Regions from separate parts of the Mus musculus genome. Here regions 2 and 3 are each linked to region 1. The links are chromatin loops, found by intact Hi-C in ENCODE. Cell type or tissue: left cerebral cortex. All regions are shown on one strand.

Region 1 (8,000 bases):
CAAAGATGAGATGGAGCGTCACCCAGTAATGAACAAGAAATACGTCTTTACTCTTTCAACCACTAGGATGTGTGTTTCTTTGTTACTGGGACTTACCCTGATCTGTCCTGACTTATGCACATCAGTAGCTTGACGTCTGAGAACAATGACAGCATAGCTAATGCATCACCAACGCAGGAAGCCATAGCTTACAGGGAATGCAAAAAGAATTTCCCCATTGGGCAAGAGCTGTCACTACATAAGCATAATCATAAAAACCTAGGTTTGAATCCCGATCACCCACATAAAAAGTCAAGTCTGGGGACTGGAGAGATGGCTCATTGTTTAAGAGCCTGGTTGCTCTTGCAGAGGACCAAGCTTTGATGCCCAGCACCCACATGGCAGCTAGCTATCATCTATAATTCCAGTTCCAGGGAGGTCTGACGCCCTCTTCTGGAGGTCTTTTGAAGTACTCTTTTGAAGGTACTGCATGTACATGGCACACCAACATACACAAAAGCAAAATATCCATACACAAAATTAAAGATAAATCAATCTCAAATTTTTGTTGCTGTTGTTGTTTTTGGTTTTTTGAGACAGGGTTTCTCTGTATAGCCCTGGCTGACCTGGAACTCACTTTGTAGACCAGGCTGGCCTCAAACTCAGAAATCTGCCTGCCTCTGCCTCCCAAGTGCTGGGATTAAAAGTGTGCGCCACCACGCCTGGTCAATCTTAATTTTTTAAAGCCAAGTGTAGCCATAATTCTAACACTTAAGGTATCAATGGTGAGGTGGGGACAGGAGGATCTCTGGGGCTTGCTGGCTGCCAGCCTAGCTCCAGGTTCAGTGAGAGATCTTGCCTCAAGGGGATAAGGCAGAGAGTAATAGAGCAGGACACCCAGTGTTCTCCGGTGACTACTGTGTGGGAGTGCACACTCATGCATATACATACTCATAAACACACACATACACACAGAGAGAGGGAGAGACAGACAGACAGACAGACAGAGGTTGTGGTTTATTTGGGCTTGAAGGAACACAGTCCATCATGAAAGGAAAATAGTGGTGGCAAGAGCATGGGGTGGCCAGTCACACAGTGTCCCCAGCCAGGAAACAAAGATGAATGCGGACATTCAGATCACTACCTCTCCCTCTCCCTGTCTCTCTCTCCACCTCCTACCCCACTTCCCTCTCCCTGTCCTCCTTCCCTTCTCCCTTTCCTCTTCCCCCTCCCCTCCCCCTTCCTCCCCTCCCCTCCCTCCCTTGTCCCTTTCTCCTCTACCCCCTCCCCTTTCCCCTTTCTATTCAGTCTAGAATTCCAGCCTATGGAACAATACAGAAAACATTGGTGGTGATGGGAGGGGTGTGTCTCATCTCCTCAATAAAACTTCTCTGGAAACACCCTTGAAGACACACCCATAGGTGTATCTCCTAGGTGATTCCAAATCCAGTTAGATGATAACGAAGATGGACTATCAAAACCACTTTCTCTGCAAGGCTTGATCTTGGTGAGAGACCAATTGCTGGAGAATCCCGTCCCAGACTCACAAATCCTTACACACACATGCCTGATTATCAAACGGACAGCTTTCCAGATCATCCACATAAATCCACATGTGTGTTGACAGCTCAGAAAGCAAGGCTTGCAATAGAGAATAACACCATGGATAAGAAAGACTTTTGAAAGAAAGAAAAGAAAAAACATACAAAGAAAAGGGGCTGAGTCTCTAGCCGTCGGGTCACACTTAGGATGCCCTCAGTGTACTATGGTCTTGGAGTTGCCTTCAGGACCCACACCCACTGACTGTCTTCTTCAGCCAGTCTCTGCCTGTGCTCTGAACATATGCCACACGGCAGTCGCTTCTACAGTGGCTCTTAGCCGCTTGCTGTCTACAATCCTTTACTGTTTGCCAAGAGCTATCTACTTGACTGTACTCCCTTTGAGTTTGGGGACTTGGTCATGGATGTCTTTTGGGCTTCTTGTTTGTCTCCTTGTTTGTTTTGTCCCGATCTTTTATTTTCCAAAAGTGTTTGTCCTTCTACATATAGTAGGTACTGGCTGCTTACTGTACGGGTAGATCAAGGAAACCGCATCTCTACCGTGGTGTCTGCAGACTTCCTTTTTTTAGAATTCTGTCAAATCAGCAATGCTGATTTCTCCTGTCTGTGGTGGTGCTTTCAGTAGCAGAGGAGTTCTTCTGTTCTGATGCTAAACTGGAGAAGCGTACAGCAAATACGCTGGCTGCCAATGTGCAGAAGGACACACGTTGTCCTTCAGTTCATCCCACCGCTCCTGGAATAGCAGTAGTAGTGTGAGGGACACAGCGGCCGTCTGCCCACCTCTCCTATCTTTGGTCTGTCTTCTCTCCGTCTCCCAAAGTTCAGGGGCTAGTACATTAATCCAAATGAATCAGAACAGGTCCTACTCATGTGTCCTGCGGAGGGTTCAGACGTGCACATTAGCCATAGCTCAAGCCAATGAGTACGGGGAAGGCTTGATGCCTCTGGAAAGAAACAGTGCAGAAAATGTGTCATGGCTGGAGCCGCTGAAAGCTCTGGCTGATGGGTAACAGGAACCCTAACTACCCTGCACTGCTTTGCTGATAACTCAAACTACCCAGGATGGCTGTTTTACTATGTGTTTTAGTTCTGCAGCTTCCTCATCAGAGGTCTTGCTTGGTCTATTTTCTGTTCTTTGCAGACAACCCCAGCCAGTACAGAGTAACCACAAAACTTAAAATCCTCTTTACTAACGACTCAGCAGAGTCATTGGGAGAGTGAATGCTAATAGCAGGTGGGAAACAGCTTTATTATGCAAATATATATCTCTGGGAATCCCTGGGTAATGCCCCTCCCCACAACCCCACCCCATAGGCCCAACTTGGGAGGCTCTCAAAGGTGTTGAGACACTCAGGTAGTTTAACTCAGGAGCTCAAAACTTCGCGTGCAGATTATCAGAATGCTTTATAGCCATTCAGACCCGAGCTGAGAGGAGCTGGCAATGAAGCAGATATTGTTAAGGAGATGAAAATGGTTCACATAAAACCCCAAAACTGCGCACCCAATACAGTTAAACTGTTCAGGTTCTTTAAATGCTAAAAGCAAGCTAGTCCTATAAGGTACAAAATTTAAGTTACTCCAGCACTGGTAGTCACTAAACCTCTGTTCTCAGCCTCCCAAATCTTTTCTCTACCTTTCTAGAGTTAGTGGGTTCTGGGAGGGGTGTTGAGGAGTTCATGTGGGTGTAATCTTTCATACAAGTGCTAACATTTTATACACTGTTTATAGTTGTTGGGTTTTTTTTTTTTAGTCGCATAATGAAAAAACAACGGTCGCTTAATGGAGCCAGGAGTGGTGGTCTATAATCTGAGCACTCAGGAGGTTGAGGCAGAATTGCCACTAATTTGAGGCCATGTGTTGTGCTACAGTGTCAAACTGCTGCCCGCCTACTCCCTAAAAAGGATTAAAAGCACATAAATATATCTTGAGGATTTTCCTGCCTGGATGTCTACAGAGCTATTTCCCAGTTATTGCTCTTTCCAAGTGTGGTCCAACCATCTTCCTCGTTTCCATGAACTGAGCTCGTTGATGTGACGCTGTCTCAGGCATTTAGGTTATTTTACCCCCTTGCCTTGGCTGCGGCGTTATGATGCTTCTAGGGGGGCCTCAATTCCCAGGATAAATTCCGAGTTACAGATTTCCAAGGGCTGTTGAAACTCCTAAAAGTCCTTGAAGTCTGAAGAGCTGAATCTGACGCTGCAAACTTCAGATCCACGTTGACCAAAGCAGCACCCGCGCACCCCGCGATCTGCACCCGCTCCTCCTGCAGTGCAGCCCCTGGGCTGTGCAGCCCTGTCCCGGACGCCCGGGCACGTGCGATTCCACGTGAGCCTCCCGCCCGGAGCGCAGGAGCCCAGTACGCATGCGCCTCCCGCCACTGAAAGTAGGTCAGGCTCCTCCTCTCACGTGACCCGCTCCCCTTAGCTACCCTCGGCGCCTCCCCGCCTGGGCGCAGCCGAGATGCGCTCGGCAGTCAACGTGATGGGGCCGGGAGCGGGCGGGCGCGGGCAGGGGCGGGCCAGCCGCGGGAGGATTTGTAGGTTATCCTCCCTTCAGAGCTCTTGATCGGGAGTCGGGCGGGCAGAAGCGAACGCCGGGCGATGTGACTAGGAGCAGAGCTTGAAATTGGAGTGGGGAGGAAAGTGGCCTGGGAACGCATGTCACAGGCAGGCTGACTCCACTGGTCTCCATCTACAACACCGTTTGCAAGGAAAGAGCAAACCTGGGTCACCCTGAAGTGAAAACAGTTTCAAGGACCCTTTTGCAATCCTTTGCCCCAGTACCTGAGGGCAACTCCTATGTTCGGGTAAACAAAGTTTGAAAGAAAATACAAAGGAGGTTAATGGAATTTTGCAGGAATGTCTCACAGTCCCCCTTTCTAATCTTCCACCCACTAACCTCAGAAAACTCCCATTCCAAAGCACACTTTCCCCTTTCTATAGGAGGTTGTGGAAGAAGTGGGGTGATGGGCAGAAAGGGTTGTGACAGGGGTGGATATGGGCTGTGAACCCAGTTCTTAGACAGCTGAAGCCAAATGGTACGCATTCGAAGTAATTGCTTCCTGTGCCCCCTCTCTGATTTATTATTATTATTTTATGTTTTACGTATTCACTTTGCATCCTGCTCACTGCTCTCCTCCCAGTCAACCCCCTCCTCCCTCGCCTTCTCCCTCTGACTTTGAACTTGTTGCATGCTACCTCTGTCTCAATGAGTGCGATCCAGAAGAGAGACTGACAGGCCAAATCAATGGGTTACCATGCAGCAGGCTATATAAATCTCTTGACTGAGGTGTGCCCAGGAGTTATGTAAGTAGGGGAAGAGGGGCGTCCAAGTGCAGGGGTGGGTACCCTGAGTTCTGAAGGCTTAAGTGGGAGTGAGCTGGCAGAGACGCTAGGCAGAGGGGGTGGGAAAGTGTTCCAAACAAAGAGAACTACTAATGGTTGCATAATATTTCCCTGGGGAGTTTTTACTAGAATTGTCTTAGCCATGCGCATGGCTGAAATGTATATTCTTTTTGTGATTGTGATTCTAAGCTGGCTATAAAAGAATGTCCGTGGCCATGGTGTTTCTCTCCTTGGTCTTAGGAAACTCCTGTGAGTCAGATTGCCATGAAAAATACATGCAACTTTCTTGTGACCTTTTCAGAACTGAGGATGGAACCTGGTACTTATACTAAGTAAACAAGGAGTAGACCATTAAGCTACCTCCTCGGCCCTATGTATAGCCCTGGCTGTCCTGGAACTCACTTTGTAGACCAGGCTGGCCTTGAATTCAGAAATCTGCCTGCCTCTGCCTCCCAAGTGCTGGGACTAAAGGCGTGCGCCACCACCGCCCGGCTATTTTTTTTTTTTGATAGATACTATCAAATATTTTCTTAAGTAGTACCAAAATAGCAAATATTGAGTATTACTGTTAACTCTTACACATTAGCATTAAATTATTGTAAGATATAAGATAGCATTCAAGTGGTAACTTGCCAGTTATTTATTAAAAATCCACTAGAGCTAGTGAGGTTTATAAGAATGCCATAAATCACAATGCAGGCATTTCTAAGTTCTGTGAGCTACCGCAAGGCTAATCAGGCTTAAGTTTGGAAAATGAAAAAAATGTCTGATCAGTTCATTTAATCCATACTGGGAATTATGACTGGGGGGCTGGAAAGGGGGTGCAAGTAGAATGAACTCCTTGTTGTGAATCAAGAATAACAGAGATGACAGATTCCCCCCAAGTCACAACAAGTGACAAGATGTGTTAGCGCTCTATTGCTGTGACAAATTTTTGCAGAGAATCAACTTAAAAGGAAAAATTTCTATTTGTGGCTTGCCATCTCCAAAGTTTCAGATGCATGGTCACTTGGACTTGCTGGCATGTGGCAAGAGAGTACCTTAAGCCAGGCAGTGGTAGCACACGCCTTTAATCCCAGCACTCGGGAAGCAGAGGCAGGCGAATTTCTGAGTTCGAGGTCAGCCTGGTCTACAGAGTGAGTTCCAGGACAGCCAGGGTTACATAGAGAATCCCTGTCCCAGAAAACAAAAGCAAACAAACAAAAAATAGTACCTTAAGGTTAGGGGTGCCCGAGGGGGATACTGTTCTCCTCACACAGCTGGTTAGGGTTAGGACCTAAGTTTGGAAAGCAAAAGGAAGAAATACGATTTCCCAGAGCCCTTCAAGGACACACAACCAAGACCTGACTCCTTTCTAGTCCATGGTAATAGCACCTCAGGCTGTCAATCAAACCTTTAGCACAGGAACACTCAGAGAACACTCCAGATTTGTTTTAACTTTTCACTACAAATGTTAGGGATGCTACAGTGGACCCCGAGGCATCTAGGCAATGTACTAGAAGAAGGCTGGGCAGGCATCTGATAATCTCCAAACCCAGGCATGCCTGCCATGTCCCTGGACAAAGAGAAAATATTATGGCATTCAAAGAACATTTGGAGCACACACCTTTAGTCCCAGTAGAGGAGGCAGAGGCAAGCTGATCTTGACGAGTTCAAAGACAACCTGATCTACAGAGTGGATTCTGGGACAGCCAGTGCTACATAGAGACCTTTGTGACAGAAGATAACAATGCCACTGAAGGAGCCACATGCCGTTGAATGTGTGATTTCTGCCTGCAACATCCTGCACTATTAAGGAAAATGGGAGTAGCTTCAGGCTGTGGTCCACATTATGGACATTTTCCTAACGTCAGTTCTACATCTTGTTTATCCATCCATCCTGTGCTTTCAGAGTGGGTAGGGAGATCTACCTCCCCTCAGACTCAGGGGTTGCCGTGGACAACCTGAGTCAGTATGGCAGGGTAGTGCCTATCACTCTATTTCTTTCTAGGTTTTTTTTTCTTTAATTATTTTTATTTTTTATTGTCATAAAAATAAAATCGACCCTTGACATAAAATTCATCAGTTATAGGAAATGTTAAGTTTTACAGTGCATTCCCCATTGCATAGGGTTCTAAGACAGCTCTCTGGAGATTACCTATCTCATTTACCTAAAACTCCATGTTCATTGGTTACCAGCTCCGGTCAGATTCTATACCGTTGTAGATGCTTTGTAGATGTGGAGCCGGGAAGTTGGCGCCTTTCTGAGAGTAACTCATTTCATTGAGTGTGACGTCCTCAACTCATCTGTGTCCTCTCACATGGAAGATTTTCCTTCTTGTTACATGTTACTGAGTTATCCTACCAGATGCTCAGACCACATCTTTCCTATCCCTTTATCTGTCGGTGGACCATTAAGTTGTCTCCACAGTTCCCATCTCTCCTCACACATCATTGTTCTCCATATGAGGATTTGGAAGGAATGCAGCAACAGCTCTTAGAAAAGGCTGGCTTGACGCATACAGTAGTGTCCAGTGAATTTCTGCTCATGTTGCTGCTGCTTCGTTTACAATGGCTGGCTAAGGCAGCAACGTTCCGGGGCTTCCTTTAGCCCTGTACTTTGTCTGTGACTGAGGCCAGCCAAAGAAGCATGGATAGTCCTTTATGCCATTTTCCTGCTCTGGTGGGGAGGACAGCCCAGCCACTGACCTAATAAGCAGGGGTGGAGAAGGCCACTCCTCCATCAGACTACACTCACAGATGGTTGAGTCAAACACATACTATTTATTGTTTCCATCTGTAGGATATTTTTGTTGTTGTTATTTATTACCCACAAAGTCACCCTGATGCCGTGCCCTGGTCTACATGTCAACTGAATAATAATACTGGCTTTTTCTTTCTGAGCATGAACATGATAAAGTTTCCCTCCATGCAGATGAAGGCTATGTACAGCGTACCCATATTTTCCTGGGGGCAGTTAGAACAAAGTGCTCTGAAGCCATTGAAACTCTCCAGATTCATGGGTTTCCTCCTTCCTCAACCACAGATGAGCAGCAAGGACTTCTGAGAGACTCTCCCAGAGCAGCCAAGCTGTAAGGAGGAACTACCTAGAAGAAAGAGAGATCAATTAGCCAAGCCT
Region 2 (8,000 bases), 48 kb after region 1:
GTGCAGTGATTCTCAACCCTCCAATGCTGTGATCTTCCAATACAGTTCCCCGTGTTGTAGTGGCCTTCAATCATACAACTATCTTTGTTGCTGCTTTATAACTGTAACATTTGCTACGGTTATGAATTGCAATGTAAATAGCTGCATTTCCATGCTCTTCTGGGGGTTCACCAACCATAGGTTGAGAGCCACTGTTGTAGAGAATTCACTCATACTAAGCATAATAGTGGTTCTTAGAAGTTAGTCTGTTCCTAAGAGGGTTGAATGATGGGATGGCATTACCAAAAGATGTCTTCTTTTATTCTCCATCAGCCCTTCCATCTTGACTACAGGCAGCTTAAAAATGAGTTGGGCATATCTTAGTGGCCAGAAACCGTGGCAATCAGGATGAAATCACTATCAAAGCAGAAATAACAAGCTTTGATAAAGCCATCCAGGGAAACACAGTCCTGAGAGCGTCCACACACTCGTCTGGACCCTTATGCCACCAAATTAGACTGGGTTTGAAATGAGAGCTCTTGCCGGAAGCCGTGAAATGTTGATCCCATTCTAAGCCCCGGGCTTCTCATCTAGACATGGTGGCCTGCTCACAGATCGCCATGAGGGTTGCTGGGGCTGTGTCTACTTAGGACTTGCAACTGTCATTTTAAGTCAGAGTCAGAGTCTGTTGTTTAAATGAGACTCTCGACCATGCATTTGTGGTTCCTTGCTTTGGAGTATCCGCTGCAGGCTGCTAAGGCTGAGTCTTCACAACTTCCCCAGTACTTGCTTGGGTACAATGAAGAGATGGCATGTGTACTTTTCCGGTGTGACTAGTTCACAAGTATCCTCTCATGCTAGCTACTTGTCTTAGTTAGGGTTTTATTGCTGTGAAGAGACAACATGACCACGGCAACTCTAATAAAGGACAGCGTTTAATTGGGGCTGGCTTACAGCGTCAGAGGCCTAGTCCATTATCATCATGGCAAGAAGCATGGCGGCAGTGTCCAGGCAGACAGGGTGCAGGAGAAGGAGATGAGAATTCTCCATCTTGATCCAAAGGCAGCAGAAAGGGACTGTGTGCATGTGTGTAGCTTGAGCATATATAACCTCAATACCCACCTCCACAGTGACCCACTTCCTCCAGCAAGGCCATACCTCCTAATAGCGCCAGTCCCCATGGGCCAAGCATTCAAACACAGGAGCCTGTGAGGCCCAAACCTATTCAAACCACCACAGCACCTCTCTGGGTTTTGCTTCTACGTCTATAAAATGAGAACAATGTCTGTTGTCCTCGTGGATGTGTCACAGATGTTAGATAGTCAGTTAAAAAGTGGACCCAACAAAACTCAATGCAAAGTTCAAATTGGGTTGGCTTTATTATTGCCACGGGATCTGAAACAGCAACAGGGGAAACATGTGACAAAACCACTTCAAAGGTAGCCTTAGCCATGAAGAACGAAGAACTTGGAATCAGCCAATCTAGGCTTGGCAGGGACTGTGGCAGGATGAGGGTGTGTGTTTTTGGACAGGTGACCGCTATACTCAAGGTCCCCACTGTTGTTGTCTGTGAAATGAAGGTACTGGTTGTAGCTTTATGACTCTGTGTGTTAAGACTCCTAGGAACTTTTAACACTATTTTTTTCAAACATGGGGCTAGAAAAAAAAATCCTTGTTTTAAAGCCTCCTGGAGTCATGGTGCCGAGGAGGTGGACTGAGAAGCTGACCACTTGCCATTCAGAAGAGATTATGGTGGTTAAAACGAAAGCGTCAGTGCCAGGCGTTTGACACCATTTGAGGTAGGCAGACAATTAAAACGGGTTGAAAGCAACGATTCTTGATTCTGCATATGAGAACCACTGGTTCCTTCAACATTCCAGAGCGACTCCGAACCCCACTTATCTGTCTGGAATTACTGCTCCGAGGGTTGGCTATGTGAGCAGTGGTTTGTCAGCCAGACAGCATACAAGGCAGGGGTGTGTGTGTGTGAAACACCTCCAAGGCCACAGCTACCTCTTTTGACGGCAAGTTTTTCCATCTGGGCTTTAGCTCCTTGGTGTGTCTGAATGCCGGCTTCTGGGACTGCTCATGATGTAAGTTTCAGCTCATAGTCTAGAATGTCATCCTGAAAGATGATGAGGCTCAGACCTGATCCATGGAAAGAGTTCTGGGACTAATTAGTAATGTCTGCCATGCTTAGGTGTGGTAGGACCAGTGTCACATAAGTGCTGTCCCTTCAAGGCATGTTGGAAGCTCCTTTAGGGATGGATATGTACCCTCCACCAGGCAGCAGATCAAGGATTGGGGCCAGTCTTGTTTCCGGTGTCCTGGAAAAATGTTTTTCCAGCCCTCTGGCAGGTTCTGTTTTATTCTCTTGGGGGAAGGCTCATTCTAGTTAAGTGAGCAGACAGAATGGAAGAAAGGAAGTCTGTTGATCCTGCTCCACAGTCACAAGACAGGAGCTGCAAGATCAAGAAAGCTGGGAATTCTACATGTAATTCCACAGAAACTCCAATGACGACCAGGCAAGGTGCCCCCTGGCCCAGCAGAGGCAACCACAAACCACAGACCTTGCCGGGCTGTGGCCAGAGGTCGTGACTCCAAATTCCCTGGACACAAGTTCCTTGGTAGGCGTCCAGGGATGGCTCTGGAGACTTTGCCAGTCTGTTTAAAATTGGGGCTGCCTCTCAGTTATCCGTGCCGAGGAGCAGAGCATCTGAGGTCTGTTTCTCTCCAGCTCTGGAATGCGATTTATGCTTTTGTACTGTTGATCTGCTTTCTCCAGTGATGTTGAGCGGTTCAGATTTAAAAAAAAAAAAAGTGGAGGGGGTGAGGAGTGCTTTTTGCAGCTCTTAATGTGTTTTTCATAGCCAGCCAAATGTCTCAGAGCCATCTTCCTTTAAGCCTGTGAATGGGTACCAATAGGATGTCTACACCTGTGTTCTATTGTGCTTTTACTACGTGCTCCGTGGGCTCCTGGTCGCTGTGTCACAAGGGGTGGATTCGGAAGTGTGCTGGGCAGTGTTGGGAGAAGGGGCCAGAGGCCACACACTGTCTATGAAGAACCACGAAAAGAATCCGTGAAGGACCTCACCCACCCACGGAGTAACCCCTGACTTCCTTTGTTCCTTCTGCTTCCTGTGTTTTCCAGTGGCTGCACTTGAGCTTTGCATACAATTAACTTTCAATTACCCCGAGGCTGATTAGTCCGTTTGCAGATTAACCCAGGTGAAGGCTCACCTGGGTCTTCGAGGTGCTCTTCAACTCAGTCGATCTTGCTGATTAATTAGTTGGTTATGGCTGATTGCCTGCTCAGGGAACCTGAAGCCCTGGGACTGGGCTACTCAGAAGAGGGGAGGCTGATGGAGGGACAGCTTTGTCTGAGTGTGTTGACTCTCTTTAGCCAGAGGATTTTCACAGACAGTCATAGAAAGCTCCAAATTCTCTAGCCACAGCCCGAGAGGTTCAGACGTACCCTGGGGTCCCGCTGCCGATCGCTTGCTCGCTCGCTCGCTCCACCTTTTGTTTCAACCAACACACTTTGCAAATTGGGGGATTTAAGTTGACCGCAGGGTGCTGTGAAATTTGAAAGGCATTGCAATTAAAAATCTAATCTGTTGAAATTAGTAGACCCAGTGTACAGCAAAGGGGGCTGCTGTCCCCCCTCCCTCCTCAGTCTGTTAACTCCCTCCAAACGTGTAGACTGACAGCCCCCCCCCCCCAACACCAAGCACTCGATCCCGTCTGAGGTCTGTAGAGGTCAAAGCCATGGTGATAACTGGGGGGGGGGGGGTGCTGTCTGCAAAGAAAGGTAGGTTCCAGAAAATTCTAGTCTTCCAAAGATGATTGTTTAGAATGTTCGTGATGTAGATCTCGTTGTTGTTCTCCCTCGCAGAAGCTGACCACCTTTGCCTGAGTCTCCCTTGGGTGAAAGAGCAGAGAGATATTTACTGGCCATACCATACACAAGGTCAGAATAAATTCTGTAACCTGCAGTCAATCTTTCACCATGTTTGGGACCAGTTCAGTTTGGGCAACAGATAACTCCAGTCTTATGGATAAACTTCGAGAAAGTGTCCATTGAGGAATTGGGTGTGGGGATCACGGTGGGGGGGTGGGCACATGAACACCATATTTCATGGGGTTCTGTAGGTGACCCCCTTACTGCTTCAGTAACACTCTCTGGAGTCCCCGACGTGTCTTTCCCTCTGGGTTCTCATTTCAACATTCCCAGACCTTCATGTCATGGCTTAGTTAGCATCGCCGCCTCTTGCTAGCCAGGGCCCTGAGTTTCTCTGGTCCTTCGTGTTTTCCCAGGGCAGTCAGTGTGTATGTACAGTCTAGAGATCACATTCTATTAACACAAAGAAATCTGCTTGGGCTGCCTGGTTTTGCAGTCACGTGGAGAGCAATGTGTTTCTTTGGTCCGCCAGCCTGCAGCTCTCTGTGCAAAATACAGCAGAGGGCTGGGCACTGGGCCAAGCTTACATTTCACTTAGGAACACACTTTCGAATCACTCCTTGGCAGAACATCCCCGGTGGTGTCTATTTGGGGAGTAAGTTAGAGAAGTGTTGTTTTTCTCTCATGAGTGTCAGGAGATAGGACCTTCAGAACATGTTTTCCTTTCCCTGCCCTCGCATCTTCAGGGTGCCCAGATAGCAGTGGGATCCAGGAAAAGGCAGCAACAGCCGCAGAAAGCCCCCTTTTGTCCCGAGCTGCCCTGCAAAAGCAGGGAGCACAGCCCTGGGCTGCCAGGGATAGAGAAACTTAAGGCCAGGGTAATAACATCAAAAGCAAATTTCTGCATCTCAGGGGCAAAGGAGCTACTCTCCCAGATAAAGCAACATTGTTGTCCAAATCTTTCTTTCCAAAAGATCTGAGACTTTCCTAAGGTTGGGCCTCAGCCAGCCAGGGAAGGAAGTTACTCCAGCGAGCCTTTGGAATGGCAAATGCTAGAAAAATAAACAAACAGACCTCTTCCATTCCCTTCTCTCTCCCTTGTCTATTTTTATAGCCCCCTCCCTCAACGCCCCCCACCGCTCTAACCCCGGTGTTCTTTAGCCCTCTGCAGCACCCTGCCTGCTCCTTCCAGACCGCTCCCTTCCCCACCTCCATCTTCTCCAGAACCACGTTCACTAGTCGGCCTTCTGTAAAACAAAATGCCTAACTTCAAAATGAGGGCTCAGGAGACAGGAAGTCTAATTCAATCTCCCCCTGTTGCCTCCTCTTGTTCTCTTCTTGTAAAGTCACTTGAAGCCTACCATGAGGTTGAACAATGAGGTTGCTTTGGGAATTTCGAACCTCCTTGAGAAAGATCAGAATAGTTAAAGAAACATTTGCTGGCGTAGTCAGGACTTCTCTTTTCCTAATGAGCTAGACCCCTCTCGTGAAAAGAAACTTTGTACTTATCAACATCCCTCTGTCCCATAATCAAGCTTTGCTCTCATTCTAGTATTTGACATTTGGGAAGGCTGGGCTTTCCGTCAATACTGTGTGGCCAAGCGGCAACTGATGGGGGCATAGAGACCCTTCTCCGGCTGCTGCCTCCTGGACCAAATAGACACTGGGACCCCACCCCACCCCCTTGGAGAGGATGCCTAGACCCTCAGAGCCAGGCTGCAGCTTCCTACCGGTCAGCTCCTGCTGAAACCTTTCCTTACTTTGTAGAATGCAGGTGACAGGGACCCATCCACCGCCTGGAAACCTGTTGGTAATTTGCTTTAAAAATAATGCCAGGTTCTCACACTGGCTGCTGGGTGCGCTAACTCAGCAGGGAGGGAAGAGAGCGTTACTTCACAGGATAGCACCATAGGGAGGTTAGGTAAGGTTACCAGAGAGATGAAGTCACCTTGCACCTTCCAAGAGATCTGCAAGTCTTGAGGAATAGCTAGCGGGAGTGCAGAGCCACACCCCCTTCCCTTTCTATATCCCACTGGGATAGTTTGAAGTCCTGTTTTCTTTTTGGAGGAGGCTGGCGATTAAGCACACAGCACCATACATCGCAAGCATACACGTTGCCACTGTGAGCTCCAACTGCAAAACCATCACTTTTTAAATTTTATTTTATTTTATTTTTTTGGTGGAGGACTGGAGGTTGGGGGTTGGGGGTGGGAGCTTGGCAAAGTCTCTGAAGGAATGAATAAGTCGGTCACCTTCATCAACATCAGGTGTCGATTTTCCACTGTGACTGTGTGGATTCATTTCTCAGTGTCTTAGGCATGGTGAATGAATACCTGGCTAGTTATTGTTTGACACCTAGGGAAAGACTCTGGACTTCTACCCCCCACTTAAGGAGTGTTTTCTGTATGTAATTTCATTTTACAAATAACAGCGTATATCTTTGTAACATTAGGACAATTATTATTCAAGACTATGCCTAGACTAAGAGAATCAGTCTTCAAGGTTGTAAGACCTGATTGTTGAGCCTTTCCTCTCATCGGTTGGGAAACTAAGCTCACGGGATTTTTGCCTTTTGCATAAGGAAGGATTTTTGGAAGTTGATCCAGGTTCCCACAGCTCTGGACACTTCCTAAGGAGACACTGTCAATTCTTTGTCACTAAGACTCCCTCACTTGTTTTCCACCAGAATAAGTAGCCAGGAAACATTAGTTGAATGAATGAATGATGTATCAAAGATTCGACTTTGTCAGAATGACTTTAAAAAGATGCTTGGGCTGGCAGGATTTCTTTTCTGACGTAGTGGGTACAGCTTAGCCAGTGGGTCTTGGAGGAGGCCAAGTGTAGCCTCCCCCAGCTGATGCCGTGACAGGCTCTAGGATTCTTCGCTCGCAGCACTTCACAGGTTGCTTTTCTTACGTGTCATTTTCATGTGATTGGTTGTATAAACGAGCAAGAATGAAGAGACCTTTCAGAGTAGAGGATTTAGATGCTTTCAAAGCCACTTGGCAAAGTGCTTTTGTATCAGAAGCATAAGAACTCAGTACCCCCTAATATCCATATAAAAAGCTGGTGCAATCATACATGCTTGCACACACACACACACACCATCAAGTTACATTTCTTTGATTAATAGATGAAGGTAAGCATGTCTCTACAGACATGTTAGTTGCAGCTTCTTTGTGTGTGAGATTTGACTGTTTACAAACTGGTGAGTCTCCCCACACCAGTCACCAGTTGCCACTGAACCAGAATCGCTGAAGAGAACACATCACAATCAGACCAGGCACTACTGCAGCGTTGCCCTAGGTAAGAGAGCTACCTGCATCTTCCCAGTGCCCTACACTCTATCTATCCATTCTGAGCCTGCCATCCCATCCCGTGCATGCATGCCAGAGTTGTTAGTCTTTCCCATACGCACCATGCCTCAGTTTCTCTGTGTGTTAAAGAGAGGAATAGCCCTCTTACTTCTAGCTAGAAGTGAATCATAACATTATCCAATCGATATTGCAGACCCGTGTGAACCAAACTACAGGCCCAGCCTTAAGAACTTTAGTTTTTATATATATTTAAAAAAACATATTTCATTTTGAAGACCAAACTGTGATGACTCCACCTCTATTTTCCTGAGTTTTAATCTATCCTATACCGGCCCTTCCATTTTATCAATAAACAAGCCTGGTTTTAGCCAAATTTGTGGAAGTCTACATGCCCTTTGTTTATACTGTGTGAAAGGGCAAGAGGCGGATTGGCCTGGAATTCTTCTGTGTTTCACTCTGGGATGCAGAAAGACTCTTGTCTTGAGCCATATGTAGAGATGCTCTTCTCAGTGAGCCAGAGGAGCGGATATGTAAAGAAGCAGAGCCAACTTCACAGAAGGGCCCAGTGCAGACTCGAGACACAAGAGCAGCTTTTGCCCAAGTGTCCTTAGGATGGCAGTGGAAGGACCAGTGGGCATGATGACTACACTGGATAATAGCTGGTCATCATTGTGCTCCGAAGCCAGCGGACAGAGCTTTCCTTCCCCCGAGGCATCCCCCCACCGCCTGGGAAAGCCTTACTCTGGCAAGAAACTCTGATCTGAATGTTGCCCTTCTATCAGGCAGCAGGAAGAAAAGCAACA
Region 3 (8,000 bases), 100 kb before region 1:
CTGTAGACACTAGTATGAACGTGGCTAACAGACTTTCACTCAAACTGATTTCAGACAGAACGGGACTGTCTGAAAAAGCAGATTGCTCCTTAGATCACAGAAGCCATCATAGGTTCTGTGGGGATAGCAGTAGACAGAGAGGAGTCACTCTTCCATCATTTTTTCTCAATCTAATTTTAATCACAATGGCTCAAGTACCAGACAGAAATGTTTATTTCCCAAGATCTGAAAAAAGTCTCCATTCAAACTGAAGGCATTCTGTTGAGATAATAGATTAGGTGTTCTTCAGAATTTATATGAGGACAAAGAACTAACAGTTCATCTAAACAGGGTGGCCACTATACTAAAATGTTTTCAGTAACACCTTTCATAATTGATTAATATAATAAAACAGTTCAATTTAGATCCAAAAGTCCAGACCTTGCTTTCAGAACAATATTAATACTATATTACACATATTATCTTCAAAACTAGTGTCATTGATATAGAAGTTTTGCTAAGTTTTATAATTTATAATTTAACTGCTACTTTCATTTCAATACAGCCTCTTTAGCTACCCTGTGAGATAGGTACTATTTCCTATAGAAGGTATGAGTTAAGAACTCTTGCTGAGCAAGTATAAGGAACTGAGTTCAAATCCCTAGCCCCCACCAAAAAAAAAAAAAAAAAAAAAAAACATGCCTGTAATTCTTGTAATGCTGGGATTTTCTGGGAGTTGCTATCTTACAGCCTAACTTAGGGCTTAGTAAGAAACCCCTGTCTCAAGGCAGCAAGACAGATAATGGTAGAGCAAGATATCGTATTTCTTTCTCTGGGCTCTGCACATAGGCACGTGTGCTTGCACTTGTGTGCATACCACACACACATGCACACATACATATACACACATGCACACACAAACACGATAAAAGTAATAAAAGATTAAGACAATTTACTTCAGTCACAAACTTAGAAAGGACAGTGTTTTAAGTCTCTAGCTTAGGTCCTTTGAGTGTGACTAAGGCACGGTTAAGCCATTCTGTCACAATGGAATTGGCCATTGTTTTTGTTTTTAGAACTGTATTAAATCATATAGCCTTACAATCAATGCAGCTGAGAGCTGGAAAGTCTGAGCCATCTCAGTAGTCTCACTTTATGACTCCAAAGAAGGAATATCATCTTCATGGGGTCATCTCAAGGATTAAGGGGCTTGGTGTGAAAGTGTCCTCCGAAATGCCAAGCACTCCACAAGGCTGCATTGGAGGGAGGTTTGTGTTTTTTTTTTTTTCATTAAAATCACTGACCAAAATACAGTTTGTCTAATTTTTATGACTTTGATATGAATACACAGGACGCAGCAATAGGTGACTCTGCTCCTGAAGGTGCAGCGGTGCTCGGTCAGGTACAGGTCTCTAACACAGTGACAACAGTGACCGTCTCAGACAGAATTAGAAGATTGTGTCTTGTCTTCCTTAGAAACGTCTGAGCTTTTCCTTAAGAGAAATCATTTATTACCTCTGCAATGTAAAGTATCTCTTTAGTGTAAAAGGGGCTTACAAACAGCATAGAGATCTCACTGCAAGACGTAAGCAATGCCTTGGAGCCACGTATGCAATAGTTCTAGAGCAATGGTTCTCACCCTGTGCATTGCAACCCCCTTTCACAGTGGTTGCCTGCGACTACTGGAAAACACAGGTTTACATTACGATTCCTAACAGTAGAAACATGACAGTTATCAAGTACCAATTAAATGACTTTATGGTTGGGGGTCACCACAACATGAGAAACTGTATTAAAGAGTCACAGCAAGTACATCTTACTTGTTTAAATAAGACTTGGTAAAAGAACAAAGTCACCTGTCTTACATTTATCCATCCCTGACTGGATGCGAGGCACCATTTTTTGGGACTTTGTGATTGCAGTCTGTCTATGGAAGATTCTTTCATCTTCCAGCGTAATAGACCTGCCAGAACTTAAGGAGGGCCTCGGGGGAAGACTCCTGGGCAGGCCTTTGGATGTGAGCAAAGGTAACAGAAATGACAGACAAGATGATAGAAATGGAGGTGAGAATAGAAGCCACGGCGAAGCAACAAGAGCAGACATGGACCAGCCCGTATCCAGATAAGAGCAGACATGGACCAGCCCGTACACAGTTCCCAAAGCAGATCAGTTGCTAGCTGTTGCTTGCCAGGCTGTCACAGTCAGGAAGGTCTCCTTACCCTGCTGCTCTGGTGACACACCTGAAGACACATCACAGACTCCAGGAAAGTCCGGAGCTGCTTTAAACTTTTATTAAATGAGTTTGTTCTCATTTTTAGAGACTAGAAAGGAGCAGATGCAATAAAATCTAAGAAGTTAACTCCACAGTATAGAATTACAGTCTCAGCAAAAGAAGAGACAGTAGTGCACAAATCGAGGGAAACTTGACAAAGTTCTTTGATGAACTTACATGTTTAAACAAATGCACAAAAGATGGGCAGACAGACAACTTAGATTAATATTAAAATGTGGCCTAAATACTATAGCCAGGCCTAACTTAATTATTGACACACTAAACGTAGTTAAAAATAAGCATATTTAAAATAATAACAAAGCAAGTAAATTCTGATGTGATGTAGCATAAAGAGAAAAATTCTTAAATCATGTGTTGGACAGACTCTGTGGGTGGCTCCCATGGTTGTGTTTCCTATGTTAATGGTCTGGTATCATCCCCTCCCGTGGAACATGTTCAGGATGTGTTGTCTGCTTGTAGCCAGTAAAATGCCTTCCTGGCGACAGGACATACCTGATTACATTGCACAGGACTTTAGTGTCTGTTTTACACTGGGCTTTCTTACTCCTGGAAGGGTTCAAAGAATTCAACTGCTTTGTTGGGAGACTCACAGGGCAAGGATCTGAGGACAGCCTGGCTGAAGCCTTCAACCTTCCCTAGCCACACCACAGATAAGCCCTCACTCATGCCCCCCACACAGTGGGAGCCTTATGACATCTTACACAGAGGACTCCCCTGAAGCACTGCCAGGCTCCCTCCCTGCAGAACGTGGGGGGCTCTGTGGGTATTGTTTACAGTAGCTGCTGTGTGTAATGACTGATGACACCCCGAAAGAAAACTGCACTCCGCGTCTTCTGACTCCTGGGTGAGGAGATGACCGTTCTAAGAGCAAATGCAGACTTCCTTGGGAATTCAAAATTGTCTTCTATGGAATGAGAGAAATTATATTCTTAAGGCTTTGAATCAAATTTCAAACTCACAAGTTACAAACACCCTCTGTGTTCCTCTCTGTGTAACCGAGGGAGGTGTGAGAGGAGGAGAGTAGGCTCTCCGGGTTTAATTAAGACCACAGCCTCCAGAAGCAGACAGCCGCTGCTGTGTGAGAAATGCTGTCATGAATCGTCCCCAGAGACACAGCCTTCCACCTCACCATGTGACAGTGTCTCAGTCAGCTCAGTCCTCCAGCACCTGTCACGGCACTTGACACATGCCTGATGCTCAGTGATTGGTGAATGAACTCCTTAGGGAGTCATCTCACCCAGAGCCGGTAAAAGTCACCTTTCCCTGCACGGACACACCCTTCTTACCACCTGGGGGGAAAGGGCGACTCTTTGTATACAAGGAAACAGACAACTCCACTGTGCACATACAGAAAGGACTGATGTGCTCTTATAAAGGAAAAGCCCTAATATGAAAGTGAGTCATTACCCGGTCCTCTTTATTTCTTCTTGGTCTGCAGAGCTGTCTGTCGCTTTATCTGAGCTTTTGCTGCAGAGCTCGAAGGTGCCACCAGCCTGTCAGGTTCCCAAATGATACTGGCAGGATGGATGAAGGTGCAAACCTTTTATAATCTGACAGTAATTCAAATGCCCTTATCTTGTATTCCTTTTGTCCTCAGCGTCCTTCTCTGAAAACCCCCCACTGGAAGCAGCATTTTAGCATTATTCATTTGTGTTTGGCCCCCATGAGTGCCTGAGCTTTATACCTCATTATTAGCAGGTTGTGAAGTTTTAACAAATACCCTCTTTCATTATTCCTAATTGCTTTCTTGGACATTGTGCATTTCAAATTTTCAAACATACTAAGCATCCATTAGCTACCATTTCTTGATACCTTACTCTGGACAAGGCACCTGTGGTTGTCGTCATAACAGATGCAAGGGTAAAATGAGCTATATGCTTCTGTCCCTTGGGGAGCTAGCCATGTATGGACAGAATCAAAGTATGTATGAAAACAATACAGCTATAGCGTAGAAGAGACACTGAAGAGTCTCAGGTGTTCATGGATTGGAAAGGAGAGAAATAACATCTGTCTCCCGTAAATGCTATCTCAAGTTACCACAAACTTGGTGTCTTCAAACAATACAGATATATTCCCATACAGTTCTAAAAGCCTGTAGTTCAAAATGGGTCTCTCTAGGCTAAAATTGAGATTCAGGGAAGCTTCCTGCTCTTCTGGAAGTTCCTGGGGATTTCTTGTTTGATTGGTTTGGGTTTTTGATTTTTCCTCTTCTAGACTCTCTAGCTACTTACACTGCCTTTCCATCTTCACAGCCAGCTGGTCAAGTGCGGCTTTTTACACAGCACTTCTTCATTCCAGTGCTGGACCTTCTGCTGCTGGCCCCCAGTTGTAAGACTCTTCGCCATCACATTGAGCAAATGCAGACCTTCTAGTTTCAGGTCAAATGACCATCCTTCGTATATAATATGACAGAGCCTAGGTTCTGTGGACCAGGGAGGGAACAGCTTCAGAGGCATCGTTGTACTTATCCTGGGAACAGAAGGAAGGTTCATGGAGAGGAGTAGATGGTCCTTGAAGGACGAATCGAATGGAGGTTCATGAAGGCAGAAAACAGGAATTGCTGTGTAAAAGAAAGGAGTGACATAAAGTAACAGGATAAAATGTAAGGTTAGAAACAAGGAAGAAATTTTTTAAAATTAGTTTGCTTACAATTTGATTCAGCAAATTATCTTTTAGGTTTGATGACCTTAAAAAAAAAAAAAAGGCCCTGTGCCTGTGTTGCAACCACTCAATTCTTCCATTGTAGCAGGAAAGCAGTCATTGGTAATAAGAAATTGATAAGGTGTGTTCCAATAAAACTTCATTTAAAAAAAAATGGGTGATGGGCCAGATTTGGTCCTAGACTATCATTTTTCAAGCCTTCGTCTTCAGCACAAATAATAAAAGGAAGTAATTGAAAATAAGTTAGGAGTTGGCTGTGAACCTTTGTAAACACCTGGCAAAGTGTTATGAAGGCTTTTTGCTTAGTAGACAGTGAGGAGCTACTGGCGCTTTTGAGCAAAGAACGGGTGTAATTAGAGCTATGCTTTGGGAAGTTCTGTCTGCGCAGGAGTAGGCTGTTGATTGACTCTTACTAGGTTCTTCATCCGGTGCCTTAACAGCTAGTTGATATGCTTGTCACCCCGACTGTATCTCCTAGCCATAGTCATCTTTCTGTAGTCCTTCAGACATGCTAAGCCCACTCTTATACCAAACCTGTGGCCGTGGCCCTCCACCTGCCCATAATGAAATCCCCTTCTTCCACAAAGCTTCTGCCTCCATTCCATTCCCTCATCCCATGCCACCTTTTGATCACCATCATGACTGTCAGTCCCTCGCTTTTTCTAACAGGACTTGCTTGCCACCCAATGCTTCATCTTCCCATTAGAACCACTTTATCACCAGGAGGGATGCAGACTGGACCTTAGCCATCATCGGTGAGGACTAGGGAGTAAATACATCAGCAGCGTCTCGGGAGTGCTCGTGCCAGAGCGCATAACAACTGAAAGAGAAGCTGGATCCATGGAGGTTTCCAAACTCTTATCAATCAAGGATGTCAGCAAATAAAAAGACATTTTTCAGGAAGAAGGAGCCCAAGTAGGTGAAACACTGAGGAGTTGGTAGATGTGTAGTGAGGGTTGGGAGCAGGCTCAGGCTGTGGAGCTCTGGATGAGAGAAGAGGTGTGTGTCTGTGATAGCTGAAGCCCTGACACCCAGAGAACGGATGTGACAGAAGGAGAAGTCCTCAGAGACAGCTCAGAAGAGACAGTAGAGGATCCAGATGGGAGCACTCAAGCTGGCAGAATTAAATGAAGAGCTGATTACTGGGTAGGGGATACTAAAAAGGAGAGAATTCCTGAGGAACGATTATCAGTGCTAAATGCTGAGATCCAGGAGACCACATGAGAAAGGCTGGACCGCGAGCGTAAGCATCTTGACCTATCTGTCAGAGCCCAGTTCCTGTAGATGGCGAAGGGCAGCAATACGCTTCACCAGTGCTGTTTCCAATGTCAGTTCAATCTCCTGTGATTCATAAGGCATTTCGGTATCTGCTGGAAACTCATTTATAAATATCAGCTGTGTAACCGTGATGTAAAAGTTAGCAAGATCAAGGAAGACGTTATAGAAGGCTGCATATTGAAAGGCTGCGTTCCAGATGCTTCCACACATACGGTTCAAAAAGGGACAAACGCATTATTACACTACATGTGTACGTGTCAAAATATACCACATGTCATAAGTATATAAACTCAAAAATAAAAAAGCTTTATAAGGGTCACCTGAACCTACACTGTTATCTATAGCATATGCTAAAAGCTACTAGATTTTAACAAACTCGTGCCCAGGTCCAAATTCCTGGGACTCTGGAGAGCTGTGCTCTGAGAGCTGTCAACAAGTTGACATTCTCTGCATTCACACTCTCTTCTAAATTGAGAATTGCTAAGATAAGAAGGAAAAGCTTAGGCCAGCAATATTTTTACTCTGTCTCCTGCTGACATATGAGTGGTGTTAGACTTTTTGTTGAAAGACTACAGAATAGAATAAACCATTAGAAACACTTGGGCCTGGACCACCACCAAGAGGGAGTTATGGTTTGAAATCTTTGGCCCTTGATTTCTACTTTTCAAAACACTTTTACAGGTCTTGTTGTTGTTGTTGTTGTTGTTGATGATGATGTTGTATTTTAAAGGTATAGTGGTTAATAACTCAAGACCCATATGGCTAATGTTCAAATCCCACATCTGGCTGTTAGGAGTTACATGACCCGAATGAGTTCTCTGATTTGTCTCTGCCTCTCTCCCATAAAGTGGGGAAGCTTTTCTGTTCCAATACCCACCATGCAAGCAGAGTTGCCAGGCCAGGGAGTCAATTTGATGAGTAAAAGTGCCCGCTGGACAAATCTGACTCAGAGTTGAGGTCCACAGAGCCCATGGACGAACTAGACAGGACAATGGTTCTGTGATCCTAGCACTCTTACAGTGAGATGGGATGCGAAATAAGAGAATCTTCTAGAAACTTGCAGGCAACTGATCCCAGTGTAAAAACTATAGCAGCACGGCGTGAGAGCTGCGCATTCAGTCCTACAAACCTACATGCGTCAAGCCCACCCGCATCGTCTTCTACTGAGACGGCGTCCCCAAGGGCCAGTTCTGGCAGTTTTTCCATCATGAGCTCCTGGCCATCAGAGAGGCCTGCATAAAGCTGGAGAAGGACTCTCAGCCAGGGATCACGTTCATCGTGGTGCAAAAGCAGCACCACACACACCTCTTCTACACAGACAAAAACGAGCGGGTTGGAAAGAGTGGAAACATTCCAGCAGGCACAGGAATATCACCCACCCCACTGAGCTTGACTTCTACCTGTGTAGTCATGCTGCACCCAGGGGACAAGCCATCCTTCCCACTAGCTGTGTCACACCTACCCGTGCTGCACACGCTCTGTGTCAATATCTGCACCAGCCTACTATGCTCACTTGGTGGCCTTCCGAGCCAGGTACCACCTGGTGGATAAAGAACATGATGAAGCAACGGACGAGATCACCAAGCGCTGGCCAAGGCGGTCCAGGCCCACCGGGACACACTGCGCACCATGTACTTTGCTTGACCTGTTGTATTGTTTAGCAATTGTGTACCAAGTTGGATTCACACGAGACCAGCTACACTCAGGCCAACAGATGCCCAGCCCTTCTGTGACAACCAGCATCGAACATGAGACGTCTTTGGTTTTATTAGATCCTTCGTTTTCCAGG

The links. Hi-C counts contacts between places; a loop is a spot of excess contacts. Peaks named below come from ENCODE experiments on the same cell type or tissue, not always from the same donor. Only the 100,000 strongest peaks of a DNase experiment are listed, where the experiment ranks them.
Region 2: it touches region 1 in a loop (6-fold over the local background); 4 of 42 quality-filtered maps call a loop at or near these places.
Region 3: it touches region 1 in a loop (2.4-fold over the local background); 2 of 42 quality-filtered maps call a loop at or near these places.

The regions. Positions count from the first base shown.
Region 1 is chr11:90,414,058-90,422,057 of GRCm38, reverse strand. No RefSeq gene overlaps it. Among named protein-coding and RNA genes, the nearest start is that of Hlf, 27 kb to the right of the region's middle. In left cerebral cortex, no CTCF peak of the experiment used is centred here; DNase peaks (open chromatin) are centred at 2,240, 3,962 and 4,860; H3K4me3 peaks cover 1,163 bases; H3K27ac peaks cover 2,377 bases.
Region 2 is chr11:90,366,240-90,374,239 of GRCm38, reverse strand. All of the region lies in intron 2 of Hlf (hepatic leukemia factor), which reads left to right. Among named protein-coding and RNA genes, the nearest start is that of Hlf, 21 kb to the left of the region's middle. In left cerebral cortex, no CTCF peak of the experiment used is centred here; DNase peaks (open chromatin) are centred at 2,384, 2,731 and 4,452; H3K4me3 peaks cover 252 bases; H3K27ac peaks cover 3,792 bases.
Region 3 is chr11:90,516,632-90,524,631 of GRCm38, reverse strand. All of the region lies in intron 16 of Stxbp4 (syntaxin binding protein 4), which reads left to right. It also overlaps the pseudogene Gm11511. Among named protein-coding and RNA genes, the nearest start is that of Gm34850, 48 kb to the right of the region's middle. In left cerebral cortex, no CTCF peak of the experiment used is centred here; DNase peaks (open chromatin) are centred at 3,360, 6,002 and 6,620.